Linked DNA regions of Homo sapiens: all the other regions are linked to region 1. Evidence: chromatin contacts called from ENCODE Hi-C or POLR2A ChIA-PET data. All regions are on one chromosome and are shown on one strand. Each heading gives the region's core, a stretch centred on a gene start or an enhancer-like site at or near the end of the contact. The rest is flanking DNA. Distances are from core to core; before and after follow the strand shown. Region 1 overlaps SUPT16H (SPT16 homolog, facilitates chromatin remodeling subunit). Region 2 has its middle 22 kb from the start of OR10G3. Region 3 holds the start of TMEM253 (transmembrane protein 253).

The links. A loop is a pair of places that touch in the nucleus more often than their neighbours do. ChIA-PET counts read pairs that join two places held with the same protein, here RNA polymerase II (POLR2A). Pooled maps may share reads with other maps.
Region 2: a loop to region 1 is called in a map of CD4-positive, alpha-beta memory T cell, with 3 times the contacts of the local background. The contact joins two enhancer-like sites. A Hi-C loop is called at or near these places in 2 of 168 maps with a recorded cell type or tissue (CD4-positive, alpha-beta memory T cell and endothelial cell of umbilical vein) and 5 of 50 pooled maps. POLR2A ChIA-PET finds 5 or more read pairs at or near these places in 1 of 52 experiments (activated CD4-positive, alpha-beta T cell).
Region 3: a loop to region 1 is called in a pooled map, with 2.7 times the contacts of the local background. The contact joins the promoter of TMEM253 here to the enhancer-like site in region 1. A Hi-C loop is called at or near these places in 1 of 50 pooled maps. POLR2A ChIA-PET finds 5 or more read pairs at or near these places in 2 of 52 experiments (GM12878 and H1).

Annotation. Positions count from the first base shown.
Region 1 is chr14:21,351,349-21,355,133 of GRCh38, forward strand. It overlaps SUPT16H (SPT16 homolog, facilitates chromatin remodeling subunit), which reads right to left. Exons shown (of 26, transcript NM_007192.4): 23 at 3,063-3,192; 24 at 2,355-2,484; 25 at 2,140-2,217; 26 at 128-1,470. The coding sequence ends at 1,325. Among named protein-coding and RNA genes, the nearest start is that of SUPT16H, 31 kb to the right of the region's middle. RefSeq lists an enhancer at 636-1,835. Within about 2 kb of position 1,308, at least 3 of the 41 ENCODE cell types and tissues checked have a DNase peak (open chromatin) inside an H3K27ac peak, as active enhancers do.
Region 2 is chr14:21,556,397-21,560,084 of GRCh38, forward strand. No RefSeq gene overlaps it. Among named protein-coding and RNA genes, the nearest start is that of OR10G3, 22 kb to the right of the region's middle. RefSeq lists enhancers at 1,156-1,699, 1,700-2,243 and a silencer at 2,262-2,448. Within about 2 kb of position 1,360, at least 21 of the 41 ENCODE cell types and tissues checked have a DNase peak (open chromatin) inside an H3K27ac peak, as active enhancers do.
Region 3 is chr14:21,098,992-21,102,315 of GRCh38, forward strand. TMEM253 (transmembrane protein 253) reads left to right here and starts at 2,075. Exons shown (of 7, transcript NM_001395467.1): 1 at 2,075-2,193; 2 at 2,317-2,460; 3 at 2,874-2,984; 4 at 3,073-3,129. The coding sequence starts at 2,353. It also overlaps a transcript of ZNF219 not described here.

The DNA of each region.
Region 1 (3,785 bases), core at 58-2,557:
TTAGAATGATGAAAGTTTCATTTGTAAAACTAGCTAGCTAAAGGCATTTTTCTCCAGTACCTTAGCACTTTACCAGGCAGGAAGCAGGCTTGCTTTCAAGAACTGAAAATGAACGGTCACAGGTGAATTTACAAAAACAAACAACAAAAAAAACCCAGTTTATTCATCTTTTAGTTCTTCCAAAATTGAAAATATCAAGTCCTACTGCTAAGGAGAAAAAACAAACAAACATAAAATCCGGGACCCCTCCCCCCTTCTTCTCTTAAAGTCACAGAGCACGGAAGGAACTGCAGTGGGACAGGTGGGTGCAGAGAACCAGAAGGGGAGGATGGCAAGATAAACTCCCCAAATACTTGAAAAGCTGTTCAACAGAAACTGTGATAAATACAGGACAATGCAAGACAAAGTTAAAATAAGGAGCAGCAGTGCCGAGAGGCTGTGTTGTAGATATGGCCTCCCTTCCTCTTCTCTTTTCTCATCAGGGTATTCTAGGCCCAAGGCATGACTTGTCCCTTCCAGATATAAATGTTGACTCCTTTGAGCCTTCCTCTACATTTCACTAGAAGCGGTACATGAGGCACAACCTGATATATCTTCCTTAGATATATGAGAAAAAAAAGAAGACAGTGGCAATTTTGCCTTCTATCATTGTACCATGTGTGCATTGTATGGAGAAAATAACCGAGCCAGGGAGTATCACTGCTTCTTATGTCTTCCAAGGCAGCAGATATACCTCAGAATCTGCACGAGGCAGGAAAGCAGGAAAACTCAGACGAAGGCACCAGCCCAATCTGCCTCACTGGCTCAAGCTGTATGGTTTATCACAACCATTAGCAAATTTCCGAGAACCTTGAGTATTGCAAAGATAAAACTTAGAGATGTGCGGAAGGTCATGGCAGTAGGGTAGGTTGGAGGATTGAATGTGCTGGTCAAGAACCATGATACGGGTAATTAAGGGTCACCTTGTACCACTGTCTTGGAAATACAGCTTTGAGACACCAAATAAGATGTCAGAAGCCATCAATGTCTTGGCAGAAGGTGACAGGAAGAGAGAAGAATGAAACAATATTTATTAACAGCGGGAGCCTCCTCCTGTCTTCAAGAACACCTCCTCCCTTGCCATCTGAATGGGGCCATTGGCACGTGTCCTGGTGGGCCTGGAATTCCCCGAGTAGATTGGTCCACACAAATGGCCCCCTAAACCCATAAACACAAATGGCAAAACTTCAAATGAAAACGAAAGGAAAAATACAGTTTCTATGTCATGTAAAATTTTCAGGGGTTGGCTGGAGGAAGAATGGAGCTCAGGGCCAAAGTTCAGAAGTTACTTCCTCTTTTTCTTGGGGGGTGCAGAGCTGTGTCTGGAACCACGGTTAGAGCCACGGCCCGAACTGTGCACAGATGCCTTCCTCTTCCGGCTCATACTTCGACTTTGTTCTTCTTCTTCCTCGTAACGACTTTCTCGGTCCGCTAAATAGAAGAGGCATTATTAGTTAGCAATAGGTAAGCTTTAGGTACCTAATATTACTGGATAGCATGAGATAGTACAGAGAATACACTTTGGAATCAGACCCAAGTTTTAATATTGGGCAAGTACTTTCTGAACCTTGGTTTATTTACAAAAGGGAGAATTATTTAAGGGTTAAATAAGGTAACCTATGAAAACTACCTATTCCCAATGCTTGGAACACAGCAGTTAATATTTATTTCCTTTTAAGCTTTAAAACGTTTGTTTGGGGTTTGGCTTCAGAGTAACTAGATTAGCATTATAAAGACATGCCTAACCTGGAAGAAGCCTAGAAAATTAAAGTATTATAGGATTTAGGTTTGGAAACTGAGTAGGCTAATTCTTGAGTATTACATGAATATGTGGCTATCATGGCTATAGGAAAGATGGGGGCTTGCGCAGATGAAAACAGCATCCAGTTTGGCAGAGCACTGCCCACTGGAGAGTATGGACACATTCCACACCTCATTTTCTCCTTCAGTCAATGAAGTTGTATCTGTGGCTCCAAAGCACTTTTATAGTGTTCTTTTGTTACTTTCATTACGCCATCAATACTAACACCTCAAAATATTGAAATGTGTTAGAAATTTGTGCGTAGACAAATGAATAAAAAACAACACATTTTTAAAAACCTTTTCGGGCTTCTTCCTCCAGTTCATCCCAATCCTTTCCACTCTCTTCTTCACTACCCAATGACTCCTTAGAATAGTCTGGAAGAAAATTAATTAAGCGTTAGTCATCATGCGGGAACAGAATGGAACGACAGAGTTCTTAGTCTAAAAAAAGTAGTTTTCAGAAATGACATTAGATTAGGAAGCCAGGACGAACTTTGCTCTGTAAGACTAACCTGACTCTTCTGCTTCTGATGAATAATCTTCATCACTGTCCTCCTCTTCCTCTTCATAGTCATCTTCTGAAGGATTAAAAGTCTCATCTTCAATTTCAGACTCTGAATCCCCTTCTTCAGCATCACTCCCCTGGTGAGTTAGAGCATAATACTGATTTTTTTTTGACATTTACCTTATTAACTTAATGAATTAATTCAGCCCACATAGTATACCAGTATTTACATGAAGAAAACAAGAGCAAAATAATCTGAGGGATCAAGAGATAAAATGACTTGTTTAAAATTAGTGGTCAGGTGCAATTATTATTTTACTATTATTATGTATTATTACATTTCTGAAAAATTCACGTTAGCCTTCCTCACCCAGGGAAATTAACAACAGAAAGACTTTCTGTATTTACGTATCACACAAACGTTAAGTGGATCATTTTTTAAAAAATAATTTTTGCAAAATGCCCTGAAGGATTTTTCCCTAAATGCTAAGAAACTCATTGAGGAAAAGTTTTTGTAATTTCCAAGAAATCTTGTCAGGAGTTAGTTACCACTGCCCAATCAATTTATCAATTTGAAGAAACAATAATATCAAGTGGTGTTTAGAGCTTCTCCCAGATGGCCTAGTCCCTTATGTACTACTCATATTCCATTCTAACTGACCAAATGATAGCGGGCAACACTGTGTACCAGAAAAGAAACCCCACACTCACGCACCTCACCCTCAGGCTCCAGGAAAGACCAGCCACCTTGTTCGAAGAAGCCCTCAGGGTCATCAACAATGGTCTTCATGATTTTAGTCCAGTTGAGGGACTGTACTCCTTCTGTGTATTTCAGGTCGCAGGAACTAAGAGAAATGACATGACAAAGTCAAATCAATCTTCTGTATTTTCCATATATTCTTTCTTCTTTTTTTGAGACAGAGTCTTGCTCTGTTGCCCAGGCTGGAGTGCAGTGGCACAATCTTCGCTCACTGCAACCTCTGCCTCCTAGGTTCAAGTGATTCTCCTGCCTCAGCCTCCCGAGTATCTGGGATTACAGGCGCATGCCACCATGCCTGGCTAATTTTTATATTTTTAGTAGAGACAGGGTTTTGCCATGTTGGTCAGGCTGGTCTAGAACTCCTGACTTCAGGTGAATAACCTGCCTCAGCCTCCCAAAGTGCTGGGATTACAGGTGTGAGCCACCGCGCCCTGCCTGGGAGCAGATATTCTTTGCACTATGCCACCAGATCATGTCCCAATGGCTGCTATTTGATCTCCTAGAGCACTAGCCCTCACAACAGACCAACATTCCAACTGAAACAAGCTTTCTCCTTCACCTGAGTCTGAGCTCATCCTCTCCCATTTTCTTCCTTAAACACCAATTTCCCTCTTCTTCACTTAGTCTTCTCTCCTATTCACCCATGCTTTTCCCTCTCTGTCACTGATTCCATTCTTA
Region 2 (3,688 bases), core at 110-2,609, 210 kb after region 1:
TGATTCCATCTCAAGGTAGAAAGCTGTTCATATGCAGATCAACTGCTATCTGTGAATGGATACCCGAATATTGTCACAAACAAACTGAAATGCAAATACTCTTAGAAACTGGGGTATTAGTAATGCAAGTATGAAAAACATCTGATTTAAGCAGAACAACAACAACAAAACACCCTCATCATTCTTTGAATGACTTAATCTGTGAATGAAAACATTCACATCCTCATGATTTTGATGACAGAATAGATGATTTTTCTTTGTGCTGAGTTTGTTATCTCAAGCTGGAACTAAGTAAGGCTAGTCAAGGCCATCTGATTCTTATTGCTCATTCATTCATTCATTCATTCATTCATTCAACCAATATTTTACTGAGAGCTTGCTGTATGCGGAATTATGCTTTGCCTGGGGAATGCAGTGGAGGTTTTTTCCTTGGAGTTCTCTTACTCCAAAGGGCTTTAACCTTGGACAGGTTCTGACACTTGTCTGCTGACGTTTTTGTTTTGTTTTGTTTTGTTTTGTTGAGACAGGGTCTTGCTCTGTTGCCCAGGCTGGCAAAAAGATAACGGCTCACTGTGGCCTTGAACTCCTGGGCTAAGGCGATCCTCCCACTGCAGCCTTCAGAGTAGCTGGGACTATAGGTGTGAGCCACCATGCCCAGCTAATTAAAACAATTTTTTTTTTTTTGTGGAGATGGGATCTCCCTCTATTGCCCAGGTTGGTCTCAAACTCCTAGGCTCAAGTGATCCTCCTGCCTCATCCTCCCAAAATGTCGGGATTACAGGTGTGAGCCATGGTGCCTAGCCTGTTGATTTTTTTTTGGATAAGAGATAGAGAGGACCTGGTAATATACAAGGCCCAGAGTGTGTCCTAAGATGATCTATGGGGAGAGAACAGAGTATCCCTGACTGAAGAGTTTTGGAAACTATTTTAATGTTCCCCAATTTTATTTGAACTAAAAAACATTGTCTGCCTTTCACATTCCTTCGTGCACTCCACCTCACCACTGCTCCCCCGGCACCTGTTGGCCTCTTTTGCTATCCAAATTTACCAAATAAATCTTCCCCGCCTTTCTACCCATCTGCTGTTCTTCACAGCTTGTCTCTGGGCTCAGCCCCAAGCCTGGAGGGGCAGTAAATGGATTCAGAGTTGCTGCTCAAACATGGATTCCCATGGAAACCAAACGACTAAGAAAACAAATAGGGAGGAAGAGGCAGCCACTGCCTGACCTCTTACCCTCCCCCTCCAAATTCTTTTCGCTTTTCAGCATGAAAGCAAGCGCTTATTTGTATAACTAGTAGAAGGACATAACCTGACCCCTCCCCCCACCCCCAAATTCTTTAAGAATCTCTCGTTCGACAATGAGTAAATGAAAGACAGTGGGACATCGCCACCTGGTGGTAGAAATGCCAAAATACTTAAGAAGAGAGAACTCAATTAACAAGTGAAAGCCTGCGATACAGGCCAGTAAGTATACAAAGAAGTAACATTCAGATACAAAAATAAGATACAAAGAAGTAACATTCAGAAGCCACTCCTAGGAAACTGTTTAATTGTGATGCAGTTAGTACTTGTTCCTTCTCACATATACAGATTTAAATATCATCTTTATGTTGGTGAATTTTTATTTTTATTTTTTAAAAATTTTATTTATTTATGTATTTATTTTTGCGACGGAGTCTCACCCTGTCGCCCAGGCTGGAACGCAGTGGCGCAATCTCGGCTCACTACAACCTCCGCTTCCTGGGTTCAAGCGATTCTCATGTCTCAGCCTCCCGCGTAGTTGGGGATTACAGGCACCTGCATTATGCCCGGCTAATTTTTGTAGAGACAGGGTTTCACCATGTTGGCCAGGCTGGTCTTGAATTACTGACCTCAGGTGCCTCAGCCTCCCAAAGTGCTGGGATTACAGGCGCGAGCCACCACGCCCGGCCGAATTTTTTTTTTTTTTTTTTTGCATCCAATTCAAATATGGGAACATGAGGTTTAGTCTTATCTCTCCCAACTCCATACCAGATTTTTTTTTTGTTTGTCTGTTTGAGACGGAATCTCACTCTGTCGCCCAGGCTGGAGTGCAGTGATGCAATCTCAGCTCACTGCAACCCCCACCTCCCGGGTTCAAGCGATTCTCTTGCCTAAGCCTCCCGAGTAACTGGGACTAATACACGCACACGCCACCATGCCCAGCTAACTTTTGGATTTTTAGTAGAGATGGGGTTTCACCATGTTGAGCAGGCTGGTCTCGAACTCCTGACCTCAGATGATCCACCCGCCTCGGCCTCCCAAAGTGCTGGGATTACAGGTGTGAGTCACTGTGCCCAGCCATATTAGATATTTTTTATCTGAACGTCATGCTGTTGCTACAGATTCAGTGGAGTTGGACAGTACTTTTCTCTTCCCGTCCTTTCCCTTCCATAGGGTAGCATTTGCTGGCTTACAAAGGAAAAGCAGAAGCTTTGCTCCACTATCTTGTCTTGTCTTGTCTTGTCTCTTTTCTTTTTCTTTTTTTTTTCGTCTTCTGTTCAGATAGTCTCACTCTGTCACCCAGGCTAGAGTGCAGCCGTGTTATCATGGATGGGTTACTGCAGCCTCTAATTACCTGGCTTGAGCAATCCTCCCACCTCAGCCTGCTGAGTAGCTGGGACTACAAGTGCACGCCACCATACCCGGCTAATTTTACTTTTTTTTTCTTTGAGACAGAGTCTCACTCTGTCACTGAGGCTGGAGTGCAGTGGCATGATCTCGGCTCATTGCAACCGCTGCCTCCTGGGTTCAAGAGATTCTCCTGTCTCAGCCTCCAGAGTAGCTGAGATTACAGGTGCGCACCATGGCACCTGGCTAATTTTTGTATTTTTAGTAGAGATGGGGTTTCACCATGTTGGTCAGGCTGGTCTTGAACTCCTGACGTCATGTGATCCACCCGCCTCGGCCTCCCAAGGTGTTGGGATTACAGGTGTGGGCCACTGTGCCCGGCCTTTCTTTTTTTAAAGACAGGTTGCAAGGTGGTGGCTCATGCCTGTAATCCCAGCACTTTCGGAGGCCGAGGCGGGGGTATTGCTTGAGCTCAGGAGTTCGAGACCAGCCTGGCCAATGTGGCAAAACCCCATCCTATGAAAAAATACAAAAATTAGCCGGGCATGGTGGCAGGCGCCTGTAATCCCAGCTATTCTGGTGGCTGAGTCAGGAGAATAGCTTGAACCCAGGAGGCAGAGGTTGCAGTGAGAGGAGATCAAGCCACTGCCCTCCAGCCTGGGTGACAAAGTGAGACTGTCTCAAAAAACAAAAACAAAATTATAAAAAAGAGAAGAAGCTCAACAACTGATATGTTTTTCCCGGCATGAATATTTTTATATTGAGGAAAAATAAATCACTTAAAATTTTTTTAAAAGAAAGAGGGTATACTAAAAATACAAAAATTAGCTGGGTGTGATGGCTCTCTCCTGTAGTCTCGGCTACTCAGGAGGCTGAGGTGGGAGGACTGCTTGAGCCTGGGAGGTGGAGGCTGCAGCCCACAACATTCCAGCCTGGGTGAGAAGGAAGACCCTGTCTAAAGAAAACAAAAACAAACAAACAAACAAAAATGAGTGGAATTGGCCGGGCACGGTGGCTCATGTCTGTAATCCCAGCACTTTGGGAGGCTGAGGCAGGCGGATCATGAGGTCAGGAGATCGAGACCATCCTGGCTAACACA
Region 3 (3,324 bases), core at 825-3,324, 250 kb before region 1:
CTTCGGTCCTTTCCGTTCTTGATAAACAATTCCTGCGCCTTCCTCTCGAATTCTATTTTCCATTCCTCAAGTCACTTTAATGGCTCTTCAATACAACAAATATTTACTGAGTGCTTACTAAGTGCCAGGCACTGGGCTCAGCGCTGTGAGGGATGAGAAAGAAGTGGTACCTTCCTTCCAGGCGATTGTAGTCTAGACTACAAACTGGTAAGTAGTATACTCAGATTTAGTCAATATTTACTGAATGCCTGTTCACCTATCTAATAGTATATAATCTTTCCAATAACCCTCTATAATTAAATTAGCCCCCATTTACAAGTAAGAAAAATGAGGCTTCAGGAAGTCTGTTTCCCCAGTGGCCTGCAGGCTCGGGGATCCTCAGTGCAAGCCCAACATCTCACATCGCCACCAAATAAAATCAATGCACGTGGGAATTGAGGAGGAGTAGACACACAGCAGTTTTCTGGATCTCTTTAAAACGTGACTCCCACTCCCCGGGAAAGAAAAGAGTAGATACAATGACCCGCCGATGTTGGCACAGCACTGATGGGGCAGGAGTGGCTTACAAAAGATCACTTGCCTCCCAGGACCCTGCCTCCCTCCTCGTACTAACTTCTAGAGTCTTCTGGCGCAGTCTCCTCTTATCGTCAACAACAAGAAATAATAATAGTGATGATGATCATAGCCACTAACATTGAGCACTTGTGTACCAGGTACTGGGCTAAGCTCTCTTCCATGCTGAAAGCAACCCCTTGAGACTGGTATTATTAACTTCCTTTTATAGATAAGGGAACAGAGAGATTAAGCAACTTGCCAAGGGCACCTAGGTAGATCTGGGATTTGTTTTGATCTATAGAGTATATTTGGGCCCAGCTGGTTCTGCTTCCGACTGTAGAAATGTGTCCCCAGCTTCCTTCTGAATAACACTTTTAGTGTATGGGCATCAGACTTATCGGTGTGACCTCATCAGCACCACTAATAGTTATTAAACACCCACCCTGAATCAACAACTCTTCACAGTCATATTGTTAGCCCCCTTTTATCAGTGAATAAACTGAGGTGCGAATAGGTAGAAAAACATATCTATCAGGACAGACACAGTGGCCCACACCTGTAATCCCAGCAGTTTGGGAGGCCAAGCAGGGAGGATGGCTTGAGCCCAGGAGTTTGAGACCAGCTTAGGCAACATTGTGAGACGACCCTGTCTCTACAAAAAATTTAAAAATTAGCCAGGCATGGTGGCATGTGCCTGTGATCCCAGCTACTTGGGAGACTGAGGCAGGATGATTATTTGTGCCCAGAAGGTGTTGGCTACAGTGAGCCATGATCATGCCACTGCACTCCAGCCTGGGTGACAGTGAGCCCCTGTCTCAATAATATAATAATAATAATAATAATAATGTATCCAAGATCACACAGATGGAGAAGCAGCAGAGCTAAGATTCCAGCTCAGGTCTGTCTGGCTATGAGGCACCTTCTCTCTCAAAAATATTAATTGTTGCAATAGCATCCTTCCCAAGACTCACTATTTGAGGACCATGAGATAGATAGATAGATAGATAGATAATGTCCAGTTGCAGGTTATCATTGAATCAAAAACAATCCCCACCATAAACAGGGTCCCCCCCATCCATTGAGTCAGTGTTCAGTTCAGAGTAAAACCTTCAAGAAAGAAGGAAGGGAGACTGTCCAGAAAGTGAGAGGCAAGAAAGCCCCTGGAATTCAACCTTACCTGGTCTGGGGGCAAAGCTGCAAGTAGTAATGACAGGGGACCAATCCAGACAGAAAGTAGGATCTCTAGGGAAGGGCACATAATTTGAGGAGGAAGCCAAAGAAAGGAGTAAGATCATATGGAAATGAGGGGGAATTGAGGTCCAGAGTGATAGTGTCCATGGGGATGAGGTAAGTGAAACCAGAAAAGGAACCCAGGATGGGCAGAAATGAGGGTAATGAGAAATGGGAACAGAGTGAGGTCGGGCTAGACATCTTGTGGAGTGAACTGAGGCCGGTATCTACCCAGGGCCACTCCCTAGATCCTTAGGCCTTCATAGAAACCTTTGCCCCACCACACCCCATCCCTGACAGCCTTCCTCTGCCAGGACAAGTTTGTCGTCTGCTCTGAGCTATCAAGCCCCTTAGGAGACCTAGGACCCAGCTGGGTCCCATCCCTTTGGAGTAGCTGCTTCAGACTAGGTAGGTGTGAGGACCTGGACCTCAAATCCCTGGATATTGGGAGTGGGCAGAGGTGTAGCTGAAAGATACGTTGTTGCATGTCCTGTCTCCTAATAGACAGAACCTATAACGCATTTTTCCCAGCCTAGGAAGCACCTAATTCTTGTGGGCAAAGGAGCCATGGAAGATAGAGCTGGTGAGCAAGAGCAGGAGAGACACAGCCTTCGTCTGGAAAAGCTACAACACTGGGCAAGGCACAGGCAGAGTGGGCACCTCTTGGTGCTAGCGGTGAGGCCAGGCTACCCCATCCCAGGTCTCAGCATGTCCACTTCTACCCAATTCAATTCCATCCATCCATCCATCCATGTTAAGTGAGCACCTACCATGTGCCAGAAACTGAGCTAGGTTCTGAATGGGAGGAGGGTAGAGGAAAACATAGAAATAAACAAGGCAAGACCCTTAATCTCCCAAGTAGCTTCCATCTTGTGGGGGAAAACATACAGGTAAGTAACTAAACTACAATATGAGGCAGAAAAAATTAAATGATACTTAATTTTTAATGATCACGTCCTTGCTCTGGGTTGACTGCTTTCCTCCACCCTGCATTCAATCCCATTTCCTGATCTCTAAAGAGGTAGGAGTTACGAGAAGGGAGGGAATCCCTGACAGTTCCTCCCCAATTACCCTACCCTTACCCCCAGGTGAGCCAGCTATGGCTGGCAGTGGTTGTGGTGCCCCTTGCTGTCTCAGTCGCCTGCCTGAACTCTGATTGTCACATGGCCACAGCGCTGCCTCTTGGGCCTGGAGCCTCAGTAAGACCCACCACAAGGGAGGGTGGAAGGTCCCAGGGCCCCTTCCTAACGGGACCAGAGCTCAACACTTGCCCTTCTCACCATTCAGGGTCTCCTCACTGGGACTGTCACTCTGGAGCTTCGCAGAGCACCCCGCCTTTGGAAGGTGAGAGGGAAGAAAACGCAGCACTGTCCTCCCACTCCCTAAAACAGACACCTACAACCCTCAGCCTAGGAAGTAAGTGGCTAAGTGTTGACTCATTCTCTCAGCTGTCACCACTGACTGGCCTCAATCACTGAGGAGGAAAGCAAAAAAGTTAAGAGGGCTTATGGCCCTGTTTGGAGGCTGAGAAGCAGAAGC